2 separate regions of the Homo sapiens genome follow, and region 1 is linked to region 2. Evidence: chromatin loops called from intact Hi-C (ENCODE). Cell type or tissue: chondrocyte. All regions are shown on one strand. Each heading gives the region's core, and the rest is flanking DNA. Links, peaks and the distances in the headings are about the cores only. Region 1 has its middle 520 kb from the start of SEMA6D. Region 2 overlaps LOC124900354 (a long non-coding RNA gene).

Evidence for each region. Hi-C counts contacts between places; a loop is a spot of excess contacts. Peaks named below come from ENCODE experiments on the same cell type or tissue, not always from the same donor. Only the 100,000 strongest peaks of a DNase experiment are listed, where the experiment ranks them.
Region 1: it touches region 2 in a loop (9-fold over the local background); 96 of 110 quality-filtered maps call a loop at or near these places.

Annotation. Positions count from the first base shown.
Region 1 is chr15:47,188,135-47,204,997 of GRCh38, reverse strand. It overlaps a transcript of SEMA6D not described here. Among named protein-coding and RNA genes, the nearest start is that of SEMA6D, 520 kb to the left of the region's middle. In chondrocyte, for the core only: CTCF peaks have their summits at 8,607, 8,822 (motif pointing left), 9,885 and 10,091 (motif pointing left); a DNase peak (open chromatin) is centred at 8,817.
Region 2 is chr15:47,977,665-47,994,527 of GRCh38, reverse strand. It overlaps LOC124900354 (a long non-coding RNA gene), which reads right to left. Exons shown (of 3, transcript XR_001751516.3): 2 at 1,757-1,819. It overlaps LOC102724553 (a long non-coding RNA gene), which reads left to right. Exons shown (of 3, transcript XR_001751520.2): 2 at 6,674-6,891. Among named protein-coding and RNA genes, the nearest start is that of SLC24A5, 130 kb to the left of the region's middle. RefSeq lists an enhancer at 6,327-6,376. In chondrocyte, for the core only: CTCF peaks have their summits at 6,167, 6,410 (motif pointing right) and 10,808; no DNase peak of the experiment used is centred there.

The DNA of each region.
Region 1 (16,863 bases), core at 4,182-12,181, 790 kb after region 2:
GTGTCCAAAGCATAGTAGGTGCTAAATAAATCTGACATTTTTACAGCTTCTTTCCCTTCTCCCCCCAAGGTTTTCTACTAACTTTTTTGGGTTCAAATCCCTTTACCTGAAAAATTCTACATAGGCCCATACTTTAACAAGTTTAACCTTTCTCCAATTATAATCCTCCCTAAAAACAACCATAAACATCATTGATTGAGCACTTAAAATATGCTGTACATGATAGATGATTTACATATATTATTTCATTTAATTCATATATGATCTGCTTGATCTCCGTCTATTATAGAAGTTCTATAATTTATCAGAGATGTTATATAACCAAGGTCACAGAGCTGACAGGTGAGAGTTGAGATTTCTATCTAGCTAATCTCTAAACTCCCCTTTGATTCTATATTGCATTATCCTAGTGTCCTAACTCCAGAGAAAGGTCCAAAACCTATAAATAAGTAGTCAAATCTGTCAATTCAATCCAGACCTCAACTGACCAGGTGATTAAACATGGTCGTTATTAAACAGTCACCCTTTCCACAGTGATTAACTTAATGAAATATTATGAAGATATAACCTCAATTTTACTGTAAACAGTAACCTCTGGCCACAGATTTTACAGTGTCTCATTAATGATCTTCCACACAAACTGAATAGTCCATAGTGAGAGAATTTACCTTTTTATTTATTTTTTGAGACAGAAGACATTTATGTACCTCACAGTGGAAAAGTACCAAGTCTCTGTTGATACTGTATTTGGAAGACAAGAGCACCACAGGAGGTTAAATTTTTCATTGAATTTGGCTTCAATGCTTTTGAATAGCTTAGGATGGTCATTGAACTGTAGCCAGAGTGATAGTTCCTCACAAATCACCTTGAATGGCCACCTATAAGAATAGAAACTGAATTGTTGTAATAATTCGACTCTTCCTTCTCTACAGTTGCTCTGAGTTCCAGCAGTCCAGTGTCCACCACTCTCTTCTCAAGTCAAAGGAGGTTTGTAATTAATAGCTTATGGTTACTGCTAGATATTTTATTGTCAAATTATTTTGTATTATCTATGCCATGGATATTTTCTGTTTAAAATAATTAACTTCTATGTAAACATACTGGTACACAGCACTGATTTATAATATTTTCAGTCTCTTAAATTAAATAAACAAATAGGAATGTGTGGATTTTCATGTCCACAAAACAATTAGATTCATTCAATAACTCTTAACATGCCCAAAGTATTTTCCTTTTGCAGGGGCAGAAAGAAGGTGATGATCCTTTTCCTCCCTATCATAAAGGGTCAAGGTTGACACTCTTATTACAAAAACAGGTTACCTAGAGAAAAGCATAACAAATGTTTTACATACACACATGAGCATGGGAGTCCTATAAAGTATGAGCTCAAAGATGGGCCAGATGGTTGAAGCTTAAATGACCTCTTCATAGGGAAGAGGAAAATGGGGGAATGGATTGGCCTGTAAGGGTGGAAAGGCACAGGAACAAAGGTTAAAGGTTGTCTTGTTCTTAGACATATAAAGTCTCCTAGACAATCTCTCAGAGCTGCCCTCAGAAGAACAGATGAAAAATCTGCGTGGGTGTGGTGATGGACTTCCAGTCTCTTCTCTTTTCCAGTGATTGATCTTTCCTAGCTATTTGATGAGATTCCTAGGGAGAGGATCTTAAGACAATTGCCTTTCTTTTGGAAAGAAGCTTTCTTAGTCAGATAAGAAATTCCAGAAAGAGTCCCTCCATGCAATTGGGGGTGGGGGAATAGAACAAGGTTAGAGGGAACTTGATTCTGAGGCAGCTTCTAAGACCTCTCAACATGTCAAAGTGCCAGTTTGGGGGTATTGCCTTCTGAGTCCCAAAACTTTTAATAGTGAAAGGTGGTATCAACTGAGTCAGTTCAAACAGGCAGGTCCAGAAAAGGAAGCTGAACAAACAACAGTTCAGACTCCTTTTGAAAATAACTTTTTAAAAAACAATTAAGGATCTAATTATATAAATATTTTGCCTTCTTTGTTTTCACTAAAAGGAAAGAAAGAGATGTTGTTGGAGAGAGATATCTCTCAGACATATTTTATACACCATGGTGGATAGAGTCTACATCCCAGAAATTCCTTCATTACAGAATTTCCTACACTTTGTCCACATTTTTTCGCTCTTAGAAGTGTAATTGTTACCAGCTAAAAATCTGTAAGGGTCTGAAGCAACCTCAATTCTTGCCTTCTCAGAAGAAACAAATTCAATTGAGGGGCGTAAGGCAGAAAGAGAAACTGCGGCAAGTTTTAGAGCAGGAGTGAGTTTACTAAAAAGCTTTAGAACAGGAATGAAAGGAAGTAAAGTATACTTGGAAGAGGGCCACGAAGGTGACTTGAGAGATCAAGTGCATGGTTTGACCGTTTGACTTGGGGTTTTATATGTTGACATACTTCCAGGGTCTTGCATCTCTTCTCCCCTGATTCTTTCCTTGGGAGGAGGCGTGGTGTCCATATGTGCAGTGGCCTGCTAGTGCTTGGGAGGTGAGCATGTACAGTGTGTCTACTGGAGTTGTACACATGCTCACTTGAGGCATTCTTCCCTTACCAATCGAATGTCCCTGGAAGGCCATACACCAGTTAAACTCTGCCATTTTGCCTCTTAATGTGTCTGCTTGAGGCCACCCGCCCAACTCCTGAGATCTTATCAGGAAGCTGTTGATCACCCGTTTCAGTTGTATCTATTTATTGGGAGACCGCCTTTCTCAGGGACTGGCTGTGACCAATTATTATTTTAGAGACGCAGTGTAACAACTTCCCGACAATCACCTGATGGTCGCCTAACATTCCTGATGGGGTCAGGGAGGCCCTCTCCTGACCTGCTCATTCCTGATTAGCTACCTACTGTAACATAATGATATCGGAAGTTCTCCCATCCTCTGAATCTGTTACAGACCACAGGCTTGTGGCTCCCCATGTAATGAACATTAACATGAGGCCAAGCAATTTCCCAAACAAAGCTTTTATTTTGGGGCTTGTGCTCAAGCATAAGGAAGGCAGCATAAGCTCAAGGATCCTCCAGCTGACCCCCCAAAAAAGCCAGCAGAGGTTTTTTATTAGGCAAAGTGTGGGAACTGACATCAGGAATAAGGCATGCCGTCTGGGCTGGGCAAAGTATGTGAGGAGTAGGGTATAGAAATTATCTTGAATAAGAGACCAACTGGTGGTCTGACCAACAGCAACAGGCTGTAAATCAATTGTCCAGCATTCCTTCCTGAGGTGGGACACTCCACAATCTTGGTTTAATATTTGGATCTCTTAAGGCCAGTTTCTGGAATTAAGTAAAAGGTATGGTTAAACATTACGGCTTCAGTGAGGTAGTGGTATAGGTTTTGTGATCTGTGGGACTGCATAAAAGAATCCTCTAGTGGGGGTGAAGCCAAGCCCTGTCCCTACTCTGTCTCAAAACCACCTACTCTAGGAAGTAATGTTGCCAAACTTCTACTGATATTGAATAATGTCTGTATTATTAAAACTATCCTTCTGATATGACTCTGAATAATTTAAAAGAAAAGACAGAAATCAGGGTCATAGGAAAAATTATTAATGTGTCTTTTATATTTACCACATTTCTATTTCTTTCCTTGTCTTGAAAGCATTATCGCTCTATTTCTTAGATAAATTAGGCCTATGAATTTTGTAAATGGGCTCAGTACAACAGACCCATTAAGACATATGGTAGAGATGTCTGTAATGTATGCCATTCATCCGTAATGGTTTTTATTTTGAAATTCCCTTTGTAGAGTGTAGTGTTGGTTCATTTTACTTCATAAAACACTTGTGTAAGTATTGTTCTCTACAAACAAAGAAGCATAATGTAGAAATAAATTATTTGGAAGTAAATCTAAAAGACTGAATATTCCAAAATATAAAACACACACAAGCTTTCTACTAAATCGATGAATAAGACAAGGCAAAAGACAGTTTCCCTTAGCTCTAAAAAGACAGAGACCACCTTGAATACAGCTTACATACTGGCTCTTCATGCCCACCCTGGCTTCTCCCTCTCTCTTAAAGCACACTCAAAGAAACCACGCAGCTCTGGTGAAACAAGAAATCATTCAGTCATCATATTGTTTTGGTAACTTTTTCTAAATCAATGAAGAATGATTTTGTCAAGCATAGAAACCAGCAAATGCTGGGGCAGCATTCTAGGTTAACTTTTGGAAATATCTTTCTTTTTCTACCTATAAATGTGTAAAATGTATTCATATGATGTTTGTAGGGCAATTTTTTGAAAACTGCCCTGCAGTTGTAACTCAACCTCAAAATGTCAGCCTTAGTAAAATAGTGGAATTGTATGTGTACTTTTATGCTAATACCAGATAGAAACTTTTAATGACTTTACTACATAAATTTAAAGCTGGTTAGAATAGCGCATAATTAATATTTCTTTATTTTAGTAATTCACTAGAATAAAACAGTAATAATTAACATTGACTAAAATCCTAAGAATTATAATTAAAAGTGGCACTGTGAATTTATTCCAGGCTTATTTTATGCTTTTGAGTACATATTTTGTTCCCAACAGATATGTGAATTTTATAAAATATAATTTTCTGACCCCAGAGAAGGGTTGCCAACTCTCCCTCAAACAGGTACCACTTAAATTTGTTTATCTGATTAGTTGTACCTTGTTTCCTAGTCCTTTATAGTCTTGTAACACTTTTCACAAATATAGTTGGTCTTCTTCCCAACAAGCTAATAAGATCAGCACATCAGATACTCACAGATTGAGGAAGCAAGGGGAGCTAAATCAAAACTGGAGTCTTGTGATTTCCACAGCCCTTTCGCCCTTTCCCTTATTTCAGGGCAACTTAAGTACACAGATAATCTTCAGTGTTCCTTTGTTGAGTAATCTTGCTTTTGGTTTGAGCAGAACGTAGTGATATGGAGTATATAGACAAAGACACATAGATATACATCATAAAAGTGTGTTCTCTGAGGATGACCTCAGTTCTACCGCAACTGGCTGAAATCTAGGCATGCTACTTGGCCTCTCAAAGATTCTGTTTTTTTAAATCTGTCAAACAGTATTAATAATAGTAACTTTCATAATGAGAACTAAATGAAATAACGTATGTAACTAGCTAACCTAGCTCACTGCAAAATGCACAGTATGAATTTGGTAAATGCCATTTATTTGTATTATTAGACATCTCAGTTCACACACACACACATATACACAAAATACTCTAGAATAAATCCTACACTTTGGTACTGAGAAGGCAGGAGAGAGGAGAGATATATTTTAGTTTAGCAAGTTTTCTTGCAAAGGAAGGTTTGAGGAGTGTTTTATCATGGAAAAGTTGAGCACAGGTCAAGATGGAATAAATAAATTTCTAGCTCTTCTGTAGTTAGGTTTTCACAATGGGACTACATCATTTTTTTGGAAGGAATTGCAGAAATATCACACACATACACAAGGACCCATGTACATATCCACTTAGATATTTAAATATTTGTTCTAAAACATATTCCAAGTAAAACAGGAATGTTTTTATTTTCTGCTTTTGTAGGGGAGACACACACTCTTCCTAGAGTACAGAGCTCTAAGTGGCTTGCTTATACCTTTGCCTTACTCAACTACAAAACCTACTCCACCCAGCAAGACTACTCAGCAAAACACTTTGCTGGAAATGTATTGTGAATTCACAGGAATTGCAGTTCTCCAGGTGGTGTAATTCATGGCTGGTAATGAGAGCAGCTGAAACCATCTGTTTTCATAACTTTCTTCTGCACCTTAATATAAACCTCTTCATTAGCCAATAGGTCTATTTAACTATCCTAACACATTTGCTTCCTGAAATATTTTGTGGAAAGACTAGAAATAATGAGATAAAAACAGATAAACAAACAAACAAGTGGACTTACATACAGAAACTTTTAATGATCTTAAAGCCCAATTACTTACTGCTGATGCTGAGGCACAAAGGCAAAACCAATAGGGGAAAAGTGTAAAGTAGTTGTCAATGTTTTTCTCTTCCACATCTTTTTCCTGTTTAGTCCTCAGAATGATGCTTTTTAAGGGAAGTTCCTTCCCAGGAAAGGACTCCAAACTGTACCCATTGAAATCTCTTCCCTTAGGTGTTTCAGAGAAGCACAAAAACATATTGACGTATACGTGTCCTCCCTCCTGTCACTGTATAATTTTGTGATCCTTTGCTACAAACAGTTTGTCAAAAATATTGGTGTCAAGGAAGCAGAATGAAAATTTTGGGCTTTGGGTTTAGAAAAAGTTAAATTTGAATCCTGGTTCTCTTGCTTACTAATTAACCGTTATCCTCCCCAAAGAAAAGAGAAAAAAAAATCTCATCCAATTGCAAGTGTGAATCCAGGTCCCTGCTTGGACCACCCTTGGTGTGAAAGATTCACTTGGGAGTTACACAACACAGGAGCCCTTCTAAGCAGAGGAGGAGGCCAAGCTGTTATTGTTTTCACCTAATCCACTTCCTTAGAGCTCTGTCTTTAGGAATCAACATGATCCTAGACACAATGGGATCCATATCTTATTTTTTTAATTGACAGATAAAATTGTATATATTTATATTGCACAATATCAAATCCTGAAAAATACATACTTTGAATGGTATAATCAAGCCAATCAACATATGCATTACCTCACAGAGTTGTCATATTTTGTAGTGAGAACACAAAATCCGCCCACAGCAATTTTCAAGAATTCAGTATATTAACTATCGTCACCATTTGTACAATGGATTTCTTGAACCTATTCCTCCTGTCTAACTGAAATTTTATATCCTTTGACCAAGATCTTCCCACCCTCTGCACCAACCCCTGGTAACCACCATCCTACTCTCCACATCTATGAGATCAATTTTTTACATTCCACGTGTGAGTGAGATCATGAGGTATATACACAATGGAGTACCATTCAGCCACAAAAAAATAAGGAAAATCTGTAATTTGCAACAACTCAGATGAAGTTGGAGGGCATTATGTTACATGTGTCAGGTAATACCAACTCTGTCCTTTTCTAGGACAGTAAGCCTTTTGACTCCCCAAGGAAATGATTTAAATATATCCAAAAATTATTATTAGTTTACAAATATGACACAGAAAGAAATTTGTATTTTGAAAAATTAGTAAAAAAAATAAGAAATATAAACAATAATACTTAGAGTACTCCATAGTGTGTATATATTAAACAGTGCAATAATTAATGACGGCATGGGAATACAGATCTCCATATCAAGAGGTCATTTCAAGACATTTCTGATAAATTATCCAAAACAGCCAAAGAAACTGGTAGGCTGAGAAAAGCCCTTCAGTGAGTCAAGAATCATCAAACAAGACTTAATGCTAGGATTTTTTTTTCCCACTAATTTTGTTGTGGTAGTTAAATTAGAGGCTATGAATGAACTATTGTGGATTTATTTCAATTAATTCCCCCTCTCCACTCCTTTCTTTCAATCTTTAGCTTAGGTCTTCATTACAAAAAAAAAAAAAGACACTTGCAAGTTCAATCTTTGAGATAAATTTAACAAAGCAAGGCAAGATAGAAGAGCAGTCTATGCACATCTGTAACCTAATTTAAAAACAGAATTTGAGGGGCCATCCTAATTGTTCTTCTGATTTTCTACTCTATTCCAATGATTTAAAGACCTTAAACTCACTGCCTGTGAAAACTTAAAAGTGTTGGCACACAGAGAACCAGTTAAGTTTGGCTCTCTAAACATCTGGAAGATAACCTCGTATACAGGGTACAGCATCAAATCATCACAGGCTAGGAGGAGAGACTCTTCTATAATGGAGAGTAAAATCTCACAGGTTAGGGAAGAACAACTGTTCTTGAAAGTACCAAAGTGATATTAATGAATCCACAGAAGAAGCTAAAAAACCACCACCACAGGTACTTAAATCCAAACTACAGAAAGGGGGAGGGTTAGATTCCCCATTTGGCCACATAGATGAGCAAAGGTTTTTTGAATTTATATGTGATTTTTTTTCTTAACAGTGCTAAGATCTCCTAGTATATCCTGTTCAAGAAACCATTAAGAATCTGGTAGTTTTCCCAGTTACTCAAAATTCTAATGAACAGAAGCAGCCACACAAACCCAACCTGACAAGCTTAAGATCTTTTGTTGGTTGTCTTCTATAATTGATATTATGTGTATATTGAGAATAAATGGATGCTGTAGCCTCGTGCCAGTAGCTCTTTCTAACATGTTTCGCATTCTCTTGAATCGTGTGCAACTTTAGAAATTTCCAATCATCTTACTTTTAAATACCTCAGCTTACAATATGAAAGGGCTTAGCGCTGATTTAAATTAAGACATTTTACATAGCTCTGCCTGCATGCTTTCAAAATACTCAGTCAATTAACATAAGCTACCTTCCAAAGGATTTGCTTTAAGTCAGGTGGAAAGGAATATTATTTCAGAACCAAAGAAGGAAAAAAGAATATGGAACATACAGCAAACCAAATTTCTGAAAAAACGTTAAAACTGCTCAATTTCCCCATATTTTAGGGGGGCTGTCTTTTTTCCTCTTTAAAGAGTTCTACCAAAGATCTCTTTTGGCACACAAATGTCCTCCAGGAGGTCTCCCAAGGGATATAATATCCAAAATGTTGCAGCCCCTTCTATCAGACAGTGGCTCAGAAAGCCTCTCTGCAGCCTCCAAAATACTGCAGGCTCAATTACCCTCCGGGTGCAGTGAACGGGCAGAGCCATTAATCATTCCCAGGGCACTAAACGCCTTGAGAACAGTTCTGAGTCTGGCAGCATTAGGGATGTCCAAGAACTGAGCTTGTCTCCAACAGCTGGGCCATGCTGCCACCTGGAGGACAGCAGAACACATAGCTCCTCAGATGCCAGTTACTTCCCTCCAGTCCTAGTGGACCTACAACGTGTGGGCTATGCTGGATGAATATCACCTGCTTCTTGGGTGGTTAACCCTGTTCTCACGTCTCCAAAAAAAAAAAAATCTGAAACTTTCCCCTTCATTGATAACTTGCTGTGGAGCACCTGAGGCCAGTGGTGGTGGGTGAAGGCAGGTGGCCTGGGGGGCCTTGCTTTCTCTGCTGTCCTTCATCCACACGCTCACCCACGTTGAATCCCCATCTGTAGGTGAGCCTTTCCTCTTACTCACCCATCCAGTTAATGGGGGTCTCACATTCTGTTCTTTCAACAAGACATCGTGTCCACCCTCAAAGTGCTCAGACTCTGGATGAAGAGGTAGACAAGAGAATAGAAGGCTGTGCTCATTCATGATAAATGTTCAAACACGGCGAGCACAAGATGCAGTGGAACCCCGAGAAGAGATACCTAAATTGGTCAGGGTCAGGGGTTAAAGGACATTAGGAAAGTCTCCCGTGAGAGTGATCCTTTAGAGGCATCATGAAAAGAACAAGAGTGTGGTTTTGACATCTGGTAAGACCATGGTAAAATACACAATTATAACCACAAATCATGCAAACTTTCTGATTTTCATTTTCTTCCCCTGGAAAATTTTTGTATTAATACCTATCTTATAATGTTATCAGGGGAGATAGAAAATTATATATGTCAAAGAGCTGTGATAGTATATTAGCTCAACACCAGATAATCATTTTTGTTCTAATTATCCCAGCTCTGGCAGAGAAAGTTAGACTTATCTGGGCAGAGATAAAGGGCAGGGAACGGATGATGCAGCCCAAGTAAGACAGGTGAGAAAGCAATGTGCTCTGGGGTCTTCACACAGCACATTGTCACTGGAAACACTTCTGTTTCACCCTTCTTTTCATGTTTCTCTGTGTCCATCTTTCCTCTTTTTATTCTGCTCTTTTTTTCTCCACTGTCCCCACTTAACACTCAAGGGAAAGTAAAAATGCCATTTGTTTCTAGAATATTAAACAAGTTTTTAAGTTTCAGGTAATTAATGATAAGAATATTTGTATGGAGGAGAAATAGGCATCTGGAAATGATTCTTTTTTTCATCAAATTTCCTTTACGTAACTTGGTGGAAAACTTAGTAGGCAGGTAATGCTATTCTGGTAAGTGCTGACACCGGTTGATCCCTATAGAATGCACTAGTTAAGTTTGAGTGAGCTGTAGTGACACCTCCTGGTAAGACAAAGAGAACATCATTCAACACAAAACTTTCCAGGCCTTTATACTTTTATGATAAAAAGCAGTACATGAAAACATCTTCCATATGAAGTATCTTCCTAGGTGGAACAAAAAGTTTGTCTGTAAAGATAGATACACTCACATATGTACATACTCCAGTTGACTGACTACCATTTTAAAAACTGGCTGAGTCAAAGAAAGAAAACAGTTTTGTTTTTATGTCATGACATCAGGTAACTGTAATTTCCTAGACAAATATTTCATTCACATATTTTGGTACTATGTGTGCAAGGCCCTACTGAACATTCTCTAAAGCTAAGAAGAAGTTACTTTATGTAGTATTTTTGACCTGGTTCTTTGTGAAATGCTGATCTGATACTTCCTCTTGAATGCCTGGACTACCAACACCTTAATACTTCCACCTCAACCCTGCCCACTCCCTAGCCCCCACACGCAATTTCCCATAGGTCTGTCCTGGCCTGAAGTATCTTCAAGTCTAGAGTCCCCCAGTCCACTTACCTCCCCACTCTCCCTCTCAAACTCTCTAACTCTTTCAAAATGCACCGGTGTTTTGACAAGCATTTTTAAGACATTAGGTACCAGAAGTAAATGATAAGGAGTGTTAATAACTTAACCTTCTGTATCTCCTTAGTGACACATATATGACATATATATTTGACCTTGTAAATATTAAGTTAGCTTCTCTCAGAAATACAATTCCATGATCTTAATAGTAAGAATCTCAGCCAGCCAACCAAACCTATCATCCATCCACCCATCCACCCATCCACCCATCCATCCATCCACCCATCCACCCATCCACCCATCCATCCATCCACCTACCCACTCACCCAATATTTATTTAGTTGTCTACCATATGCTGTACTCTCTGTTAAGTATTAAGGGAACAAATGTAATCACAACAGACATTATCCTTGTTTCACAGAATTTAAAATCTAGTCATGAAATAGAGGGGAAAAGAGTTAACCAAACAAAAGAAAAGCTCAAATTGAGATAAGGTCTATTAAAGAGACAATAAGGAATAAAGAGTGAATAAAAAGAGTAAGAGATATTCTGCAGATTAATAGAAGTCACAGACAGGCTTTTCAAGGAGAAGGCAGAGCTAGAGACATGAAGGGCAGGAAGAAGCTATGAAGAGTCAATAAAAGTGTCCCAGATGAAGGGAACAGCATGCACAAAGGCCCTGTGACAGAACAAGAGTTTTTTTGTTTTGTTTTTGTTTTTGTTTTTCATAGAAATACCAAGGAAGCAGAGAGTGGTGAGAATTGAAGTTGATGTATGTGACTACAAGGATTCCATTCAAAGTGTAATGAGAAGCCTTTGGATGGTTTTAAGCAGAGAAGAGTATAATCCAATTTCGGCCTTGACAAACAGCTAAAACATAAGGTTCAGTATTCCTTATTCTTGAGATTACAAGTGTTTCAGATTTTAGATCTTTTTGTGGTGATTTGGGAATATTTGCAGTAGACTTACAAGTTCAGCATCCCTAATCTGAAAATCTGAAATCCAAAATGCTCCAATTAGCATTTCCTGTGAGTGTCATGTCTGTGCTCAAAAAGTTGCAGATCTTGGAGCATTTCGTATTTTGTATTTTCATATTAGGGATACTCATTTGATCCTCATAACAACCTTATAAGATATGTATTAATATTGTCAATTTTATTGATGAGAAAATGGAAGAGAAGTAACCTGCCCCAAGTCTCACAGCTATTAAGGGAAAGCTCTGGGACTTGTACTCAGGCAGCCCATCCATGGGGTCCATGCTTCAAACACCATGCAATATGGCCTCTCAGATCTTTGTTTCTGCAAGGGCAAGCGTGAGAGGAAACTGCTGGGAGATAAGGCAATGATCCAGGCCCAAAATGATGGTTTCTCAGACCAGAAGGATAGCAGTGGAGATAGCAAGAATTAAGTTAATTTGTCATGTCTTTTAGCAGTTAATTCTATGAAATTTGGTGGATTGGATATACTAGGTAAGAGAAATGCCTGCTGGAAACAGGACAACGTTTTTCTCTATTGTGATTTTTCTATTGTCTCTATTCAGTAGACATTTTCTGTGTGGCCAGAATCTTCCCATCAAGTTGTCTCTTCCAAGATGAGTATATCTTCAATAGATTTGCTACACAGAACAATTTCCATTTCAATATCTGATAGGGCAGCCTTTTAACATGTTCATTTTTCTGGTCATTTCTATGTACAATCATAACATTGTAAGATATACTCTGTACAGTATTGTTTTATTTTTCTTTTTACACTATATCATTCATTTTTACCTTATCAATAGTTATTCTTTGAAAAAAATGCTTTTTAATGATGATAAACATGCTTTTTTCCCATCTTTGGGCAGATGTATTGTTTCTAATTTTACAGTATTCAAAGAAACTTCCTTTATATAAATTTTTGACTGAAACCCAGATTATTTCCTAAGGTTAAATAAATAAAAATAGAAGTTCTAGGTCTAAGGGAATAGTCTTTTTCATTGGCAAATTGCATTTACCCATTTCTACATTGCATTCTACTAAGATACAACTGTTGAAATTCCACCAGGGCTCTGTGAGAAAACTTGAAAGGAGGTAGATTATGTGGGAGCAGGTGCTGGTAGATGGATAGATGTGGCAGTGAGTGTCAATGGAAGTTCCTTTCTGATGTTCTCCATTTTATCAGTGAATAGGAAGCATGGCCTTCATCTGAGAGTGAGGGTGTAGACAGAGGCACTGAGTGTTTAAGGAGAGAGGAGAAAGTATCATATAGACTCAGGAAGCACAGTAAGATCACCTGATAACCTTAAGAACATACTTAAGATTAATGAGTACGAAATGACACCATGGTTGTGTATTTCCCTTAGATATGTTCAGCTTCATGGATGTAGGCAAAGTATAAGAACGTTGGATTCAGGATTACACTTCTAAATCTTCATCTCTGGTCCAGAGTGCTATGATAACCTTGGTCTAATGTATACTTCCTGCTCGACTTTCTTGATTCTCCATCTGTGCCTCACTTTTCTGCCTTCTCTCCAGCAACTCTATAACAGAGACTACTATCTACTGCTTCGTCACCTGAAAAATTTATACCTGACTTTTAGCTTCAATTCTCCCATTAAGCTTTTCTATACCATCTCCTAAATTGAGACATACACCCTTCATTATAGCTCCCCCAACATCCTGTAATATGTATGATTTCATCTACACATTTATTTGATACATTTAATTTTTCATTGTATTCTAAATACCTTCAGAGCAGGGACCTTTTCATTTCTTTTTAATAGTCATTTCTTATTTCAATACCTGGGACACGGTAAGTCCTCATTCAATGTTTATTAATGAAATTAAGTGAGGTTTCCTAATCAAAAGATAAATTTCCTTATAAACCTTTATCAGCAAGAAGTCAAGTTGCCTTGATCATACCCACGCCATGGCCTCATTACTAGTGAAGGCACCTTTCCATAAAAGGTAACAGGCCTAAGAACAAATTATTCAAAAGTGTTAAAAATAACGCTAGTATTCACTTCCATGTGTTGCTTGTATCCAATATTTAGTTTATCTCCTCAGCTTTAGGATGATAGTAATACTTATAATAAATACTGTATTTGTATATATTTTTTAGATTGTCTAAATATTTTCATGATTTCAATATAAACTATAAAACACACCACAAACACAAGCTCTTACAAAAAGAATATCAAGTATATATATATATATATATGTTTTGAGACAGGGTATCACTCTGTTGCTCAGGCTAGAGTGCAGTGGCACAATCACGGCTCTCTGCAGCCTCAAGCTCCCAGGCCTAGAGAGTTCCTCCCACTTCAGCCTCTCCACTTGTGGGGAGTACAGGCGTGTATGACTGCACCCGGCTATTATTACTATTATCATTTATAGAGACAGGGTCTCCGAATGTTGCCACAGCTGGTTTGGAACTCCTGGGCTCAAACAGTCCTCTCATCTCAGCCTCCCAAAGTTCTGCGATTACAGGTATGAGCCACCTCACCCAATCAAGGATGTCAAGTTTAAACCCAGCTATGGAGATTCCTTCAAAAAGAGAGTTTCTTTTTAACAATCTTTAAGAAAAGATAGACATTTAACCAACTTGGCAGGCTAAGTTGTACATTCCAGGATGGATATAGTATGAAGAAAATATTGAAAAGGTTAATACATTAAAAAGTTATTTAATAAGTTAGATCTTTGTAAGCAGGAATTTACACTAATGTATCTTTGCCTCATGAGGTCATGTATAAAACACATAATAAATGAAACTGTTCAGAATAAATGGACTTACTTCTTCATTTTTTATTTGGTCATTCTACCTTTAGGGAGACACGGACATGGAATAAAGAAAGGCCAAACTTGGAGCTAATAACATAGTATGGGAATTGCAGATACATTGTAATTCTCTCACTGCATTCTTCATACACAAATTGTAATGGAAAGTAAAGATAAAAGAAGCCTCAATTGCCATTAGAGAATAATACAGGATTTCCACTTAGATCCTTAGAAGCAGCTGTTCTTAAAAATTAATACACTTGGTAAATTTTCAAGTTTCCTCCTCACTTTTCCTGTGTGAACATTTCTCTTACGTGCTTTGGATGGAAATGGATGTTACCAAATCTTGGAGTTCAAACTCAACAGCCTCAAGAGTTATTCATACCTGAACAAGCTAGTGAGGGATATTAACTGGTCTCCAAATCTCTTAGGGGTCATTTGAAGACAAATTCTCTGCCCAAATGTTATTAATTAGATATTTAGCACCTTAGCTAGCTTATTTCTGAGAGCCTTTGGAGATCAAAAGGGGTGTGAAAAAGTGAAGAGAATCAAAGCTCAAACACCAATTTGAATTGAGCTGCACAATGCGAATTTACTCCAGCACTTTGTTGCAGTGTAATCTATAAATAATCCTCTGAGGTTCACTTGCCAATTAGAAATCATCACATGGCATACACCATAGATGTCAGTAGTTAATTTGCATGTCAGTGATACATTAATTTGATGAAAATTTTAAAGCTTTATGCACTATTTATATCATAATTGGAAGCACATTTAGTGTACTAATACACTGATTTTTATTGTATCCAATGTGCTTTTTAAAAGGCCAAGTTTAAATGATCATTATTTATCATTGTCTGTTTGATAGTTCGTTTCAGTTCAAGACAACACATCTGCATTTTAGACTTGAAGCTATTTTAACATTAACTGTAATCAAGATGTCTGGAAAAAAAAGTCATGTCTATGTGGGTGATAGAAAAGATGAAAATCAGGTTTACATCTAGAGGTAGCTGGTTAGATTTGGAAGTTTAATTCAGAGTTTTTGGCCTTAGCCTAACCATGCCTCCTTGGGTCGATAATTTAGCGATAATTTAGTTTTGTGGTTTTTGGGGTTTTTTTTCTCTCAACTTTTTGCTTCATTTTATTTGTTTCTCCCTGAGTTTTTCTACAGTCAAAAAGTACAGTTTTGTGGGTGGTCCCTTCTAAGAGCTGAAAATGGTTGTTGATTCAAGTACAAAGAGAAACAACCTGTGGGTGCTTAAACGTTAACTACTGTATTTAAGTGTGGTACTTAGAACAAATACTGTATTTACATAGAAATTTCAAAAGCTGCCAGCCTGGTGGGATTAGCTTGCCATGGGAATTGTCACACCTGTCAATCAGGTCTGCCAGGGTAGCAAGGGGAAAGCCAATGATAGAGAGACAGAGGAATCAAGAAAGAGAAGAGAGGAAAAGAGAAAGAGAAAGGGAAAGAGAAGTGTATGGGAGTTTCCACTACCATGGAATCACAATAACTTTTTCTACATTTATTTCCACCCTGATATCCTCAGACTACTTAAGTCTTAGTGTGCCCAGAAAATTAAAAGATTTAGTTACTTGGCTTTTCTGATTGGTGCTATAATAGTGTTTTTCTAGAAACTGAATGTCATTAAAGTCAGGGTTGGGCTTTCATTTTGGTGCAACAGATGTATGCACATGTTGACTTACTTTGAGCTAATTCCTTAGGAGTTTATGGCTTCTCCACCCAGCCAGAATACAAGTATCTTTAGATCAGAAATCTTGCCTCCTTTGTCTCATGTCACCTCAGCATTTGCAATATTAGACCTTAATAACTACTTGCAGGCTTGATTGTACTTCTAAACACTTATTCATAACAACTTTGATGATCTGCCTTCTTCCACAATTGAAAAAGAAAAACAAAATAAGACATTATGACAGAGAAATTGTATACATAAGTAGAATAAAGTAAGGTCATTTGGAAAGATAACACATATATTCATTCCAAGGAGTCTTATATGATAATAAATTAAATCTCCCATGGGCTCTGAGCTTTCTTGTGCCTAAAGCAAAAAGAAAATGTAATCAGTTAAGAAATCTACATTACCCCTGAGATTAAAAATACTAATTTATCAGAAAAAAAGCTAGGTATCAAGAGTACACACAATCATTAATTTGCATTGTCTTATATCTCCTCATTTCACAAATGTTTCATTTTTATTACCCATTAATGTTAGTCTTCACGTTACAGGAAATATAAATGAATATTGGTTATTAAAATAAAAATCTAATTCAAAGCATTTTCTTCACAATAGCTTGTGAAAGAGAAGACTAAATTTAGTATTTAAATGGGCTTATTTGAATCACTTAATCAATGTGTTTCTAGTTGCATTTAGTTATGAAAACTGAATCAAACATCATCTTTCTTAGTAAACATTTAATAAGAGCTAAACTCATAGAAGAAACTAAGCTTTTAAAATAAAATGTTCC
Region 2 (16,863 bases), core at 3,209-11,208:
GGTGGCCAACGAAGTGAGGGAGGGAGAGTGAATGTGAGAGCAGTGGGAAAGACAGAACAGCAAGGCCTCTGTGACAGATGGGGCAAAGGAGACAGGGGAGAATGAAGGGTCAAAGAAAGTTCCATGATTTATTGATAAACCACCTTTTTCATTTGGTTCTTGGCATTAGGTTACTTTTATTTGAGCTGGGCATTTTTTAGATAAAAGGAAGAGAATAACTGAGATTTTTGATCTGATGCAATGAAATTTCTGAGAAGTAAAAGAATGACTGGGTGTATCCACATAGGGAAGCTGGAGAAAAGAGCAGCTCGTCCTCCTCCTCCTCCTCCTCTTCCCCGTCTTCCTCCTTCTCCTTCTTTTTCTCCCTGCCATCTTCCTCCCTGTTCTCTTCTTTATAAAAAGACATAGTTGCAAACATAAAGGAAAATTTTACACTGGACTTTACTAGTTAGATAGCCTGATCCTAAGTCAGATCTCACTGCTTTAAACCCATTTTAGAAGGAGATAGGATATAAATTGCCAATAAATAAATAATTGAGTCAATTCATCCTGCCTTAGGGATTGCTTCCTTCACCAGCAAAAGGAGATCAATAAGAACTGGCCCTAACTCTAAAATTTTACCTGAGTGGCCAGTCCCTGGATTGAAAGTCTCTACTGTGTCATTCTCAAGGAGCTTCAGAATCCTACACATTTTAGCATACTATTGCCAGGAGAGGCAATGGTTGCTAAACTCACATACTAACAGCAGTAGATATGATTTGCCATTAGCATTTGGTCACACCTAGCAGAAGGGTAGCCAGAGAATAAAAGATAGAATTTATAGATAATCTTAAGAAGTCTCAAATTATTTAATGCCTTGCTACTCACAGTGTAGTACAGGAACCAGAAGTATCGGCAAGCCCTGGGAACTTGATAGAAATGCAGAGGCTCAGGCCCCACTACATCAGACCTATTAAATCAGAATCTGCATTTCAGCAAGATCCCCCAGCAATTTGGGTATCATTATATTTGAGAAGCATTGGCTAAAGGCAGGCGACGAAGAGCGAGATGAGTTTTATGGAAGCAGGGAGATAAGATCCTGAGAAGGTAGAATAATAACAAATAATAATTTTCCTTAGAGCTGGTTTGGGAATGGTGTTTAGAATACTCATGACAAACTCCCTTGCAGAGTAAAGGCAGTGATAATCTTCACAAAGTTCTCTGAAGCCCGTAAGCATCATGCCAGCTCAGTTCCAGGTGCAGAGCCGCCTGTGGATGACAGGCTTACTGAGCTGAGCGTTGCGGAGCACTCGCCCTCTTCTTTAAATTGGAAACAGATTGCACTGCTGTAGGCACTGTCATTCAGAAGGTGGTAACTGCCTGTTTCATCCCCAAAGTCATCCAGGGTCAAACTGGACTCTAACAACCTCAGTCACTCTGGCTGGGATTTCAGGTCCTGATGTGGAGTAACCTTCTAACCAAGACCCTTTCTCCATTAAAAAAAAAAAAAAAAAAAAAAATCTCCATGTCAGTGATTCTCAAAGCATGATCCCCAGACCAGTGGCCTAGAGATCACCTGGGAACTTGTCAGAACTATAAAAATCTCAGGTCCTACCCCAGACCTATTGAATCAGAAATTCTGAGGCCAAGCCCAGCAATCTGTATTTAAGCAAGCCTTCCAGGAGGTTCTGATACCAGCTAAAATTTCAGAATCAGCATGTCTTATATTCATTTAAAAAAATGTAAATGGAAATGAAACAAATAGTTTTTGGCTTACCTTTCTAGGTGACAGTAATGTAGAGTTTTCTTCTTTGACAGCCATTGTATTTCTGTCCTATCACTAATAAGGAAAAAACAGTCAATTCTCTATATTTTACATTTATTTATTTATTTATTTATTTATTTATTTACCAGAGATGGGGTCATCCAGGCTGGGGTGCAGTGGCACCTCAGCTCACTGCAACCTCTGCCTCCTGGGCTTAAGCGATTCTCTCACCTCAACCTTCCAAGTAGCTGGGACTACAGGTGCACACCACCATGCCCGTCTGATTTTTGTATTTATTTGTAAAGATGGGGTTTCGCCATGTTGCCCAGGCTGGTCTTGAACTCCTGGACTCAAATCATCCACCCGCCTTGACCTCTCAAAGTGCTGGGATTACAGGCATGAGCCACTGCACCTGGCCATTTCTCTATTTTAGAGCAATTTTGCAAGTAGCGTTCTCTTTTCCTATGGCACATACAACTGCCTTTGTGAAGAACACAGAGCAGGTGCTCAATCCCTAGTCTCCATCATGGCGGTCAAGGAAACTGTCCCCATACACTCAGCTGTTGGATCCAAAAGAGTCAGGGCGATGGGGGTTTTGCATTTTTCAGGTTATATCCAATGCAGAAATTCTGTAAGATCACACCAAAAAGGCCCATTTCCCCATCAAGGGAACTATTTTCTGTCATGCCCTCTAAAGTACTGGAGTACTATTGGAGGCCTGTTGGAGTGACTGGAGATGTGGAAGATCTTGGCCTACTTTGTGCTTATTTGTAAAGTTCCTTTTTATTATGGCTCAGTGGAGCTAGAGTGTCTCCAGCCCCTTCCAAAGAAGAGACTGAGTACCTGAGCCTGCCTTCTGGTTTGCCTTTGCTTCACATTTGAGGGGCTCCACAAGGCCCTTGGGGTTGGGGTTGGAGCCTGGGCTCTACTTTAAGAGGCAGTACTGTCGATTCTTTGAAGACATTAGTGTGCCTTTGCTGCTGCCATTATAGTCACCTTAATGTCCTGCCTTATCACCAGTCCCCCCCAAAACTTGCTGTCAATAGTCTACTGTCATAAGTGCATATTTGACCTGGTGTGGAAAGCAGGAAGGAGTCAAGTGGGTAGGAAGCAGGGCAGGTTGGTAAGCAGCCCTCCCCATGCTGTGGGGCCGTGTGGCTTTTCATTCTAGCACATGCCTGAAAGGCAGTCTTGGAGCAGCTGCCTCATGTTGGAGGAAAAACACTGAAGTGGGATGAGAAGATGTGAGTTCCGGTCCCAGATCTGATTTGTTTGGCACATAAGTTTGGGTGAGTCACTGAAGCTCTTGAATCTCATTTTTCTCCTCGACTAAATGGAAATACTAATCCCTGCCCTCCCTGTTTCACAGAGGTGTTGCAGGCCTTCCGTGAGGTCTGCTGCTGAAAGTAACCAGCATCTGGGAAGGGCTGGAAGTGGTGAGGGGCATCATGCTTCCTCCATTTGTGTGGTCCCCACCCTCTACCCCTAGGAGAGAACTCTGCACCCCCTCTTGGGTGGGAACACAGAAAATGTTTCTTGTTTCAGGGGGACCTCACAAGATTCTTGCAACAGGGCAGTGATTCTTTAGCAATGTCTTTGTATGCCTGGACTCAGAGCCACCCAGAGGAGCCACAGGAGGGTCCCTCACCCTCTGCGCCCACGAGACTCTGCTACCAGTGCCCTCTTCCACCCAAAGCACTAAGTCAATGAAGACAGTCTCTGTTCTCAGGCACATATCTGCCCTCCATGAGGCTGAATAGAGCCCATTCTCCCTCTTCCATACCTTTCATCTCAAAGGATTCCTGAGCACACAATCCACTTTATAGCCTGGTCCTCTACCATTAGATAATAAAGGGTCTTTCACTGATCTGTGCTGTTGAAATGCCACCACCTCCACTATGCAGCTGCTCTGGGCTGTACAGAAAGCATCTCTCAATCCTAGGTCATTTAGAATGTCATAGCCTGAGGAGAATTCAGAAGGACATCGAGGTCTACAAGTTATAGAAAAAGTGTGGACTTTTGCAAAATGCACACACAAACCAAAACCAACTTTCCAACCAATCCTCAGAAAACCAGACTGAATCCATTAAAATGATGTTGGTTTGTTTCGCAACGAAGAACCAGCTTTGACCCTGTCCATTTTTTGTCCTACTCAAAGTGGTCTCTTTACCATAAACAAATAGGCCTCTTAAAGTGACAGTTGTATAAATAAAACTTGAGAGTGGTAGGATAAACTTTACGTGGTCCTGTTGCCAAATAACTATGGATATTAGTATGTTTTGCCTAATTCAGATCAATGAAGGCCTCGCTATGTGCGAGCTGGCTAGCAGCTGGGAGGCAAACATGAGTTGTAGTTTCTGACCTCAGTGTCTGGTGGCACTACTGGGTGTGGAGACGCTGTACAAACACATTTGTATGTTCACATTTCCTATGTAAAAGAAAAGGGCTTGGGGTAGTGTCAGACCCCTGACTCTTCTTCTTCATAACAGACAGGGCTCTCTACAGAGCACCCTTCTAGAGCAGCTTTAGCAACCAAGGGACAGACACCTCAGTCTGTTTTAAGTTTTCTCCTTCCTATTGAAAGGAAGTCCAGAACAAATTCAGGGAGGTTTTCAATAATTACTCATCAACAATCTCATAGTCACAATACTAAAAAAGACTGCTGACATTTTGGTTTATTTTCTAGTACTAGCTACATCTGCACATAACTTTTATTAAGTTTTCTTTAAAAGGATGATTCAAATTTTTGGTCGGTGTGGTTTAAATTTTATTTTTTTTAACTGCTCAAATACATGACCCATAACAGAGGAAATTTGAAGAGTGACTGTTCCACTGATCTACCTAGGTGGGTCTAATATAATTCTTAGAATTCCTCACCACTTCACCTTTTTCAAGTTCGCTGTTTTTTTGTGGGTTTTAGCCCTCTTTAAGTCAATATGACTGTTTTACAGAATCCTTTAGGATCATAATGGGGAAAAGAGGAGAAAAATTGTGGTGGCTTAAAATGTATTCACATTTGTAGTTTCAGATAACTATATAAAAGTCAATCATCAATAATTTGTTAAACACCAATTTGTGCCGGAGTCGCTCTGGAAACTTGCCAGAAACATGGGGGTGAGTATATGAGCCACATAAGCAAAAATCCTCAGTGAGCTCTGGTGAGTGAGATGAGATAATCATGGGAACAATTTGAAAATACTCCAATATGATATGTCATTAAGTACTCAATTTTCTGCTATGGACGTTGGGGAGAAGGGGATTCAGATAGAAAGAGAAAAATATGGGCCAGGCATAGTGGCTCATGCCTGTAATCCCAGCACTTTGGGAGGGTGAGGTGGGAGGATTGCTTGAGCTCAGGAGTTTGAGACGAGCCTGGGCAACATGGTGAAACCTCGTATCTGCAAAACAAAACAAAACAAAACAAAACAAAAAAACAATAAATTAGCCAGGCATGGTGGTGTATCCCTGTAGTCCTAACTACTTGGGTGGCTGAGGTGGGAAGATTGCTTGAGCCTGGGAGGTGGTGACTGCAGTGAGCCGAGATTGTGTCACTGCACACCAGCCTGGGCAACAGAGCTAGACCCTGTCTCAGGAAAAAAGAAAAGAAAGAAAGAAAGGAAGGAAGGAAGAAAGAGAGAGAGAAAGAAAAAAAGAAAGAAAGAGAAAGAAAGGAAGGAAGGAAGGAAAAATATGGACTTATTGCCATTCACAAAAGTCTTTGTGGAAGAAGAGGGGAAACCTAAGCCTTGTTATTTGGTAGTTGGGGTGCAGCCAGGGGAAATGCATTCGTTCAGACAGTGGATGGCAAAGCAGAGTGAGAGTCCATTGCTCTTATATGTTGGTGAAATAGGGTGAGAAATCTCTTGGACCAATGGTCTTTAGACATTCAGTTGACCATCAGGACTGTCCATCAGAGGCTGAATTTTCATTCACTAGACAGGTGAACCTCGGCTTCTCAGCTCTAACTTTTCCTCAGTTGCTCTCCCCTGCACCACCACCCCCAGGTCAATCTTCCTGGGCAGACAGCTCCTCCACAGACAGATGGTTAAACTGCAGGTAACACCTGCAGTGGTGTGGAATTGCACATGGGATATTTCTAAATCATCTAACACAGGTATTCTCACACTTTTATGTATAGCACAGTCACCTGGAGAACTTGTGACATCACATTGCTGGGGCCCACCTACAGAGTTTCCAATTCAATAGGTCTGGGGCCCAGGGCAAGGCCAGGTAAATCATCAGCAGGACCAGTCCTGGATGCTGCTGCTGATGTTGGTCTAGGGACCACACTTTGAGAACCACAGATCTAGGCCATTACGTCAGTTTACAAAAGAGTAACTGAGGCCCAGAGAGATCTCAGAGTTTAAAGACTGCATTAGAAGGCAATTGCCAACCACCCCTTCACCGCTTACCTTGTGCAAAGCCTAGCTTAATCCTCAATTCCTGCAGGGCAAGTCTGACTTTGGTTAGATTTTAATTGTCTGAGAGCTGAACTTCTCTCATCTCAACGAAAGTTCTTGCATATTTAGAAACAGGTCTGCCCAAAGGTAGGAGGATAGACCAACTATCTTTGAGGCTTTTAAGGCTATGACAACATTACATTAGTAAAATAATTTCTTTTACAAATTAAATGTGAATGTGTTAGGTCCATAATCTTACAACCTGTAGGTGGCAGTGCCTTCCTTCTCTATACACAGCTATATGCCTGGTTTCATTTCCTGAGTAGCTGAGAAGCCTGCAATGCATACAGTGTTAGATGCTGGGCCATCTACTCCTTGCCCAAGAAAGCCCCTCCAGGGACAGCTGAATCAGATAACTGGAGTTTGCATTCTGAGAACTATTGTTCTGAATTAACATGTGAGGTTTTAAAATTTTTTCTTATTTTCTTGTTTAACTTATTACATTTTTATCCTCTGCATGGGGTTTTAGACTTAACATCTCTGGAAAGCCAGAAATCAGAGATACAGAGAAGTATTGAAATGCTGAAATGCTATGAATTTACTATAAGAGAACATTCTTCACTGAAGAGATCTCTAGCTGCCAAAACACCCTTTCATGCGTGAAATACCGGGGCAAAGAGGAAGGAAAAGAGAAGAGTATGACTCTAGGAACCATGTTGCAGAAATGCCAAAGGGTGGGACAAACAAGTAAGTGATTGTTCATCAGCTACTGTCAATTATTAAACATGAATTCCTCATTTCCATATGACCCACGACTTGCAGACGACCTGCTGGTACATGAGTTCCATTTTGTCAGTAGTAATTGACATAAAGATACAAAATTAACTCCACTTTTAATCCTAAAATGAAATCATATTGTATGAGTATGAGACATGCACTTGCAAACATCCAGCACTGTCTCCCCTATTCCTAAAGACCCCAGGGCCAGTTCCTTTCCCTAACTTCACTTTTCCTTTAATTGCCACCCCCTCTTTTCAGCTGCTGCCTTAGCAGAGAACACTCTGATCTAATGACTTTTGACCTCCTTTCTGTCTCCACAGAGGCAACCATGATTTCCTGATGTTGTATTCTCTCTTTTAAGCCATGCAAAGATCAATTAATTGCATCTCAGTTAATCTTCCTTCATTGTTCTAACATTCAAATTGAATTGGTTGTCTCCGAGTTTCCAATAGAATTGAGTTTAAACTCTCCTTGGGCATTAAAGTCTGCAGGATGCATTTTCCTCTTATTTATTCAGCCTCATCTGCCATGTCTTACCCTCCTTCCCTGCATTTACTCTGAACCTCACATCATTTCCAAAATGATTGTATGCTTATGCCTTTGTACATTTTGTTCCTTCTGAAAAATTTCTATTCATTTTTGAGAATTAAATGTCATTTTAGGGGAGCATTTCCAGATTTCCACAAACAGCACCTTCCTCATCCTTTAAGACAGCTTTCAGCACATTATAGTGTAATTTGCAGGTGTGCTTGTCTGTTCTGACTCCCAGCCCCTGCCTCACTTTGTTTCACCACCTACTGCAATAGGTCGGTGTTATGATGGTAGCAACTGTTCGATTCTTCTTTATATCCGTAAGACCCAGCATAGAACTGGACAGATAGTGCATGCTAAACATGGATTTTAAATCAATTAATGCTATGCAAGGTACTTTCTTTTGCTTACTTAGGAAAGCCCCTCTTTTCTCAATTTCAACCTTCCCCTTCTGTCTATTATTTCATTTTGTGAGCCCAACACATGGCTTGAGTTCTACAAGTGATAGGTTTGTACCAAGGAAAAGAAAGACAGAAATGTTGAAGCAAAACTGTGAATAGTGATGATTCTTCTTCTACTACTGCTTCTAAAATGTCATTCTCATCAGCTTCTAGAAATCCTTGAAAGTTACCTCAACTTCCCTTTAAGGTATTCACAAATTTTCATCTACATTTTTGTCTCTCCTAGATGAATTTACCTTTCCTCAAGCATCAGAATACAAGAAAATTAAAAATAATTTATTTTCTTACTTTTCTTATTTCTTTCTTACTGTTGTGTGTCATATTTTATTACCAGTATTGTAACAAAGCAGAGTAAAAAATGTTGTGTTCCATGTATTTTCACTGCAATCATATGCTATTTCTGATACTTTGTGGGTTAGATGGGGTATTGGGGTCAAGCCTGTGGTCAGCATCAGCATTACAAACACTGTTTTTAGAGAAGAATGAGTTTCAAATATCATCAATTGACCTAAAAATGAACTTTTTGAACATGTCTGATTTTTTAATGTGAGAAATTTGTTTCTGCATATATTTGGTGTCAATTAGTAAGAGTGGTCAACTCTTTCATTATGTCATATGTACAGGGCAGACAATGGGACTGAAGACATGTATATCTTGGAATGTGCTGGAAAATCTCTTATGATCCCCGGGAACATATATCCTTGATAATCCCCAGTAACATGTCTTTGTGTTTCCTGTGATACGAGGGGTGAAGCGAGAGAAAACCGGGGTTGACAGGATGTGGTCTTTTAGAGAAGGGCTGTTCAGCTCCATGCCAAAGGTGTTGGGAAGGTTTCATAATGTGGGTAAGGCTTGATCATCCAACTTAGGGAATTACTAACAATGACTGACAGAGCCTGATAAGCCCTCTCACTGTGGTCAATGCATTTACAGGTGTGAAAAGAATTGATGTAATAGTATTGAAAAAAATCTTTAAAAGAAAAACCCATTGCTGCCTTATTTTGCATGCAAGCAGAGATGTTGATGATATGCCTGATTGCTTGGGAACTAAGGAGATTAATTTTCCCTAAAAATTCCAGGTAGAGACTATAAGGAAGCAGTGAACAGCATGAGGCAGCCCACAGAACTTGGTAGATAGGCATTCAGACTAGACAGAGACGGAGAGCAGATCCCAACAGTAACTCAGGGAGAGACCCAAGACCCGTGGACATGACTCCACCTAGTTAGATCCTAGTTAATTTGAGGTGGGAATTAAATTAAACAGCACAAACCCCTTGAGAATGCAGGTGGACAGGTTTTATCCACAGCTGCTGCAGCCAGGTGCTATGCTTGATAGTATGACCCAAGAAATCAGCATAAAGAACTTCAGAATGTGCAGGAAGAGCTTTCCAGATAGCACTCATATTAGAAATTTTTTTTTATCTAAAAGCTAAGATAATTTATATCAGCTTCCCAACATAGCAATGCAGAAGAGAAGGCATTTTATGGCAATTATTTTACAGAGATATTTTTATGTTGGAATAAAACAAACTTGGAGAATTTCAGCTTTCCATGATTTGTAAAGTAACAAATAGTTACCAAAATACCTAGAGCAAGAGAAACACTTAAAAAAATGGAATTGGCCCAAATGACCATCAATCAATGAGAGGATAAAGAAAATGTAGTATATACATATATGCCATGGAATACTACTCAGCCATAAAAAGGAACAGAATAATGGCATTCACAGCAATCTGGATGGAACTGGAGACTATCATTCTAAGTGAAGTAACTAAGGAATGAAAAATAAAGCATCGTATGTTCTCATTCATATGTGGGAGAACATGTATGAGAACTCATATAAAGACGCAAAGCCATAAGAATGATACATTGGACTTTGGGGACTCAGGGAAAAAGATGGGGGATGGCGAGGGATAAAAGATACACATTGGATACAATGTATACTGCTCGGGTGATGGGTGTACCAAAATCTCAGAAATCACCACTGAAGAACTTTTTCATATAACCAAACACTATCTGTTCCCCAAAAACCTATTGAAATAAAAAAAAAAAAAACAAATAAAACACACACACACACACACACACACACACACACACACAAACCCCACATTCTTTGTAGGCTGACCTCTAAGCATTGGTAACTATATTGGTAACAAATATTTGTGATTTGTATATATAATCAGTACATATATAATTATATGTATGATATATATACACATCATTATATATAAATATGTAATATTAATAAAAGCATATCCATATTTATATATTTTACTATAACGCATATAAAATAGAATATATATATAATTTATATGAACAGTTTAAAGAACAATACTGAAATAAACAGCAGCGTAGTCACCAACAAGCTTAAGAAATACGCCTGATGCCCCTGTGTTCTTGTACTGCTCTAATCTCTCTCCCTGTTCCGTAGAGCTAACCGCTGTCTTGAATTTTGTGTTTATTATTATTCTCTGGCTTTTCTTTACATTTATATCCCAAATAGTTTAGCTTTGTGCTTTTAACAAATGGAATTTATTATGAATTATGTTATGTATATTATGTTATGTATATGTATATGTATATTGTTAAAGCAAACTAAAGGACTCCATACTTCTATATTTGAGTCCTTGTGGATGAACTGTAACCTAGCTTAACAGTCAGGCAAAATTGAAAACCTAATTTAGGACCATTTGCCGGTAACAATAACTGAGTCTTGGCTAATTCCAGAGGCCATACTTCAACCACTCAGACTGCTAACTGTTGGAACTGTGTTCAAAGAAGGCAAACGCCAACCTGTAACCAATCCAGCTGTTTCTGTACCTCGCTGCCAATTTCTGTACATCGTTTTCCTTTCTTTGTATATAACTCTTCCACCACGTGGCTGCGCTGGAGCCTCTGTGAATCTGCTGTGATTCTGGGGGCGGCCCAACTGGCGAATTCTTAATTGCTCAATTAAACTCCTTTAAATATAATTTGGTTGAAGTTTTTCTTTTATCAATATACACATATACCTATAACAATATACATATTCATATATATGTTGTTTATTTGTGTATATATATAATTACATATCATATATATACTATATATTTATGCTATATATATACATATTCATATATATATGTGTGTGTTCCTGGAACTTTCCCTCTTCATCTTTGTGCTTTGAGAACTCTTTTTTACAGCTACATGGTATTTCATTATAAGAATATACCACAATTTATTTATACAGGCTCTTGTCGATGGACATTTAGCCTCTTCCCCCATACAACCATTCCAGAAATGCTGGTATGAACATTCAGGTCCATGTTTCTTGGAGCATACGAGCAAGTGTCTCCCAAGATCAGAATGGTCATGTAGTAGGAAACGGACATCTTCAGTTTGACTAGATAATGACAAAGTGTTTCCCAGAGTGGTTATACCAATTTACACTTCCACCAGAGTGTGTAGGATTTCTGATTGCTTCACACCATCTTCAACACTGGCTGTTGTCAGACTTCTACATTTTTGCCAATTGAGTGGAAGCAAGATAGTTGTGGTTTTAATTTGTACTCTCCCTTTTGATGAGGTTAAACATATTTTCATACATTTCTTGGCCCTAAGTATTTCTTCTTCCGTAAAATGCCTGTTCATATGCCCAAGTTTTATGGGATATCTTATTAATTTTAGAGATTATTTAAATATCTTCTATATTAATGCTTTGTCAATTATAATATGTAGCAAATGTCTTCTGCTAGTTGTGAGTTAAATTTTAATTTTTAATAGAGTTTAAAATCACATGCATATACAGAGATAGCTTTGTCTGCATAGAAAAAGTAAATTCCTATGGCCGCATGACAAAGCTATTTTATGTGCTAGTGTCTGGCTTGTAGTAACAGTGTTTATTTCCGTTGGTCACAACAGAATCTGAACTAAGACTTTTTCCTCATCATGTTCATCCCACGTAAAGGAAATACTTGATTGGTACTGTCTGGTTATTCAGGAAGAGGGGAAAATTGAGGCAAGCCATGACCATTCTTATTTTGCTAAATAGTAGTTACATCTCAACTCTCAAATCGTTTTTGTTTGCTTCCACTTCAAACATCCTTACAACAAACCAACAAACACACAAAGTAAAAGATAAAGACCTAATAGTTACAAGGTTGAAACTAACTAGAATGATTAGTATGTTCATATCTACTCACGCTACACTTGCTTAACAGCTGTGTAACTCTTCCTGGTATCACTTACCACATTAGGTACATCACTTACCATTGCACCAATGTATAAATTGTCTGTTTAATGTCATTTCCCCAATTCCACTCCTGACTATAAATCTCCACAAGAGCAGGGGCTTGCCTTTCGTTTGTCTTAGTGTCGTCAGCATCTAGCACAATACCTGGCACCAGTGGTTCTCAAAAAACACTAGTTGCATAAATGAAATAGCACTTCTGTTTTACTTGTCCTGTTTCTTTCTGTTCTCTGGTTATCTCATTCTGCCATTTGAAAGATATTTCTCTACCATTATTATCTCAGATGGTTGTCTCTACTTTTTCAATTTAAAGAAAGACATATCATCTTTATGGTTGAGATACATTGGTTGAGATACATATGGTTGAGGTACTTTGATTTTTCTGTCCTGTTCAACTTTTTTTTAAATTAATGGTTTGGACAATGACATTGATAATGTCCTATTCCAATACGTGTATGCATGAAGCTGGGAGGTATAAGAATATGATAAGCTGAATCTGTCAATATCAGATCTAATACACACAGATGTAACACTCTTTGGTTGGGTACAATAAAAACCCCACTGTTCAAATTGTAGAGAAAAATTTGTGCTTCGGTGGTAACCTGCATTGTTTAGAGCACCCACTTCTGGATTAACTGATTCTGATTCTATGGGCATTCTGCACCTTTCATCACCTTTGAGCTATTTTTCAATTATGTAAATTATAGATAACCCACAGCAGTCCAAAATAATTCTCATATATAGACTTGCAAATAAATTCTGTCCTGTGTAAGTTCAAGTGACACTGTGGATCAGCCAGTTTTGTATCCATTCGCAATTTTATTTTAACACTCCTTCTAATCTAAAATGTATCTGTTCTTTGGATTCACCTTAGAACAGGTAGAAGCATCTGCTTGGTTCTGTTATAAAATAACGAGTTAAATAAAATCTTTAATGCATGTTCACTTTTTATTTATATGAGAGTCATGATTTTACCTCATTTTGAAAGTTATTCTTTAACAAAATAGAGAATAGGAAAGAATTGGGTAAATAATAATATGAAAATTATTTGAGTTCTCAGTTGACAGTAAATTTAATGTGAGTCACCAGTGTAATGTGACTGTTGCTTTAGTTATTTAGATATTAAGTATTTAATTTAGAAACACTATTTTAAAATACTGGTCAACTTCTCTTATTTTTAATCCAATAACTGATTGTTTTGATAATTGTTGCTATAAATCATGTTTTAAAATCACGTATGCCAAGCCATTATAATTATCTTTTTAAAAGGAATGCTTCAATATTCCTGATAGGTTATTCTCCTAGATGAATTACTCTGTGAGTTTGTCTGAGTCTATAATGTATTCATTTGGGATCTTGGTTTTGCATAAAATCTATAAATATTTGCTTAGGAATTATTGTCATTACTAGGGTATTTGGTCTTTCCAGTACGAAGCAATGTATATCTTTCCAATTATTCCTCTCATCTTTTATTTCCCCATTAGGAGTTTTAAATTTTATTTGAATAATTAAATCATTTATGTTGTGAATTAAATAGATATGCATTTAATGGTTTCGATTGTAATAGAATCTTTTTAATTTTGGCTCTAGCTATTTGTCATGGGTGCAAAAGAAAGAAATTGATCATTATATTTATTTTTTCCTAAAAATTATTATCAACCTTTTGGGAAAACTTATTGTATTTTTCTCAAATAAATACCATCAGTATTTCTATCTAGTGCTATGCTTTTTTTCAAAAGTAGGTAAAAATGTACTAGGCATCCTCGTTTTGAAAATAGTCTCCATTCATCCTGGAGAAAACCAAGATGAGAAAAATTATAGATCCTCCTTTCCTTCCTAAAAGATAGCTTAAGTAAAGGATGTTTTGCTTTTTAGGCAAGGTTGTTTTGGGACAAGGCAGTTAGAAACACAACACAGATGATAAATCTTTCTATTCCATATTTGACCAAAGATAATTTAGGATATTCTGTGGGTTCAATCAGGCTTTGTATATGTGCTCCAGGGCCCAGGAGTATATCTACTCAAACGAAATTCCACACAGTCTCTTCATCATTCTTTTGGGTATGTGCAGCATGCAAAGGAGATCAAAAGTTTGAAATTAAGGCTGGGCGCAGTCGCCCATGCCTGTAATCCCAATAAATTGGAAGGCTGAGGTGGGCGGATCACTTGCGGTCGGGAATTGGAGACCAACCTGGCCAACATGGCAAAGCCCCGTCTCTACAAAAGATACAAAAATTAGCTGGGCATGGTGGCGCATGCCTGTAATCCCAGCTACTTGGGAGGCTGAGGCAGGAGAATCTCTTGAACCTGGGAGATGGAGGTTGCAGTGAGCTGAGATCGTGCCATTGCACTCTAGGCTGGGCGACAGAATGAAACTCTGTCTCAAAAAAAAAAAAAAAGTTTGAAATAAAGATTACAAGATAAACCAGAGTAAATTTTTTCTTAAATGTAAATATGCTTTCTAATCATTTATAGATTTTCCTTTCTTTCCCTTTGGTAGTCATCTGTCTATAATAATCATTTAAAAAATATTTTGATACATAATAGTTGTACATATTTTGGGGGCATGTGTGACATTTTGATACACGCATACAATGTATAATGATCAAATCATGGTAACTATGACATCCATCATCTCAAATATTTATGTTTGTTTTGGGAACATTACAATTCTTCTAGTTATATTGAAATATACAATAAGTTATTGTAAACTATAATTTTCTTACTGTACTATCAAGTACTAGCACTTATTCCTTCTATCTGACTGTATTTTTGTACCCCTAAACCAACTCCTCTTCAACCCCCCTTCCTATTTTTCTTTCCAGACTCTGGTAACCACCATTCTACTCTCCACCTCCATGAGATCCACTTTTCTAGCTCCCACTTACGAATGAGAATGTGTGATATTTGTCTTTCTGTGCCTTGGCTTATTCCATTTAACACAATGACCTCCAGTTCCATCCATGTTGTTGCAAAAAACAAGATTTCATTCTTTTTCACGGATGAATAATATTCCATTGTATTATACACCACATTTTCTATATCCATCAATATCCCTTGATAGACACAGGTTAATTCCACATCTTGGCTATTATGAATAGTGAGCCAATAAACATGGAAGTGTAGATATGTCTTTGATATACTGATTTTCTTCCTTTTGGGTGTATACCAGCAGTGGCATTGCTGGATCATATAGTAGTTCTATTTTCAGTTGGCTGAAGAACCTCCATACTGTTTTCCATAATGGCTGTACTACATTACATTCTGACCAACAGTGTATGAGCATTCCCATTTCTCCTCATCCTTGTTAGTATTGGTTATTTTTTGTGTGTTTTTTGACAATAGCCATTCTAACTGGGGTGATATGATATCTCATTGTGGTTTTGATGTGCATTTCTCTGATGATTAGTGATGTTGAGCATTTTTACATATACCTATTGGCCATTTGTACGTCTTCTTTTGAAAAATGTCTATTTAGGTGTTTTGCTTATTTTAAATTCGATTATTTGTTTTTTCGTTATTGAGTTGTTGGAGTTTCTTATAATTTCTGGCAATTAATCTCTTGTTGGATGGATAGTTTGCAAATACTTTCTCCTATTCTGTAGGTTGTTTCTTCACTTTGTTGATTGTTTCCTTTGCTGTGCAGAAGCTTTTTAGCTTGATGTAATTCCATTTGTCTATTTTTGCTCTTCTTGACTATGCTTTTAATATCTTACCTCCTCAAAATCTGCCCAGACCAATGTCCTGTAGTGATTCCCCAATGTTTTCTTCTAGTAGTTTCATTGTAGCTCTTACATTTAAGTCTTTAGTCCATTTTGAATTAATTTTTGTATGTGGTGAGAGGTGGGGTCTGGTTTCATTCTTCTCTATATGGATATCCAGTTTTCACAGAAGCATTTACTAAAGAGACAGTTCTTTACCCAGTGTATGTTCTTGACAACTTTGCCAAAAAGGGGTTGGCTGTGTTCAATTGGTCTATGTATCTGTTTTATGCCAGTACCATGCTGTTTGGGTTACTATAGCTTAGTAATATCATTTGAAATCAGGTAGTCTGATGCCCTCAGTTTCAGGGTCTTTTGTGCTTCCATATGAATTCTAGGATTTTTTTTTTCTATTTCAGGGAAGAATGTCATTGGTATTTGATGTGGATAAAATTCAACATCCCTTCATAATCAAAAGTCCTCAACACAATAAAGAACATATATGACAAGCCCACAGCTAATATACTGAACAGGGAAAAGTTGAAAGTGTTTGCACTAAGATCTGGAACAAGACAAGGATGCCCACTTTCATGACTTTTATTCATCCTAGTGCTGGAGGTCCTAAGCATAGCAATTAAGCAAGAGGAAGAAATAAAGGGCATCCAAATTGGATAGGAAGAAGTCATATTGTCCTTGTTTGCAGACAGCATGATCTTATATTTAGAAAAACCCGAAGACTGCCAAAAAACTCTTAGAACTGACAAATTTAGTAAAGTTGTTAGATACAAAATCAACATACAAAAATCAGTAGCATTTCTATACACTAGTATGATCAGTCTGCAAGAGAAATCAAGAAAGTAATCCCATTTGTAATAGTTACAAAAATAAAATATCTAGGAATAAATTTAACCAAAAAGTGGAAGATCTCTGCAAGGAAAATTGTAAAACACTGATGACAGAAATTAAAGAGGACAACAACAACAAAAAAAAATGAAAAAGAAAAAAAGAAAAGATATTT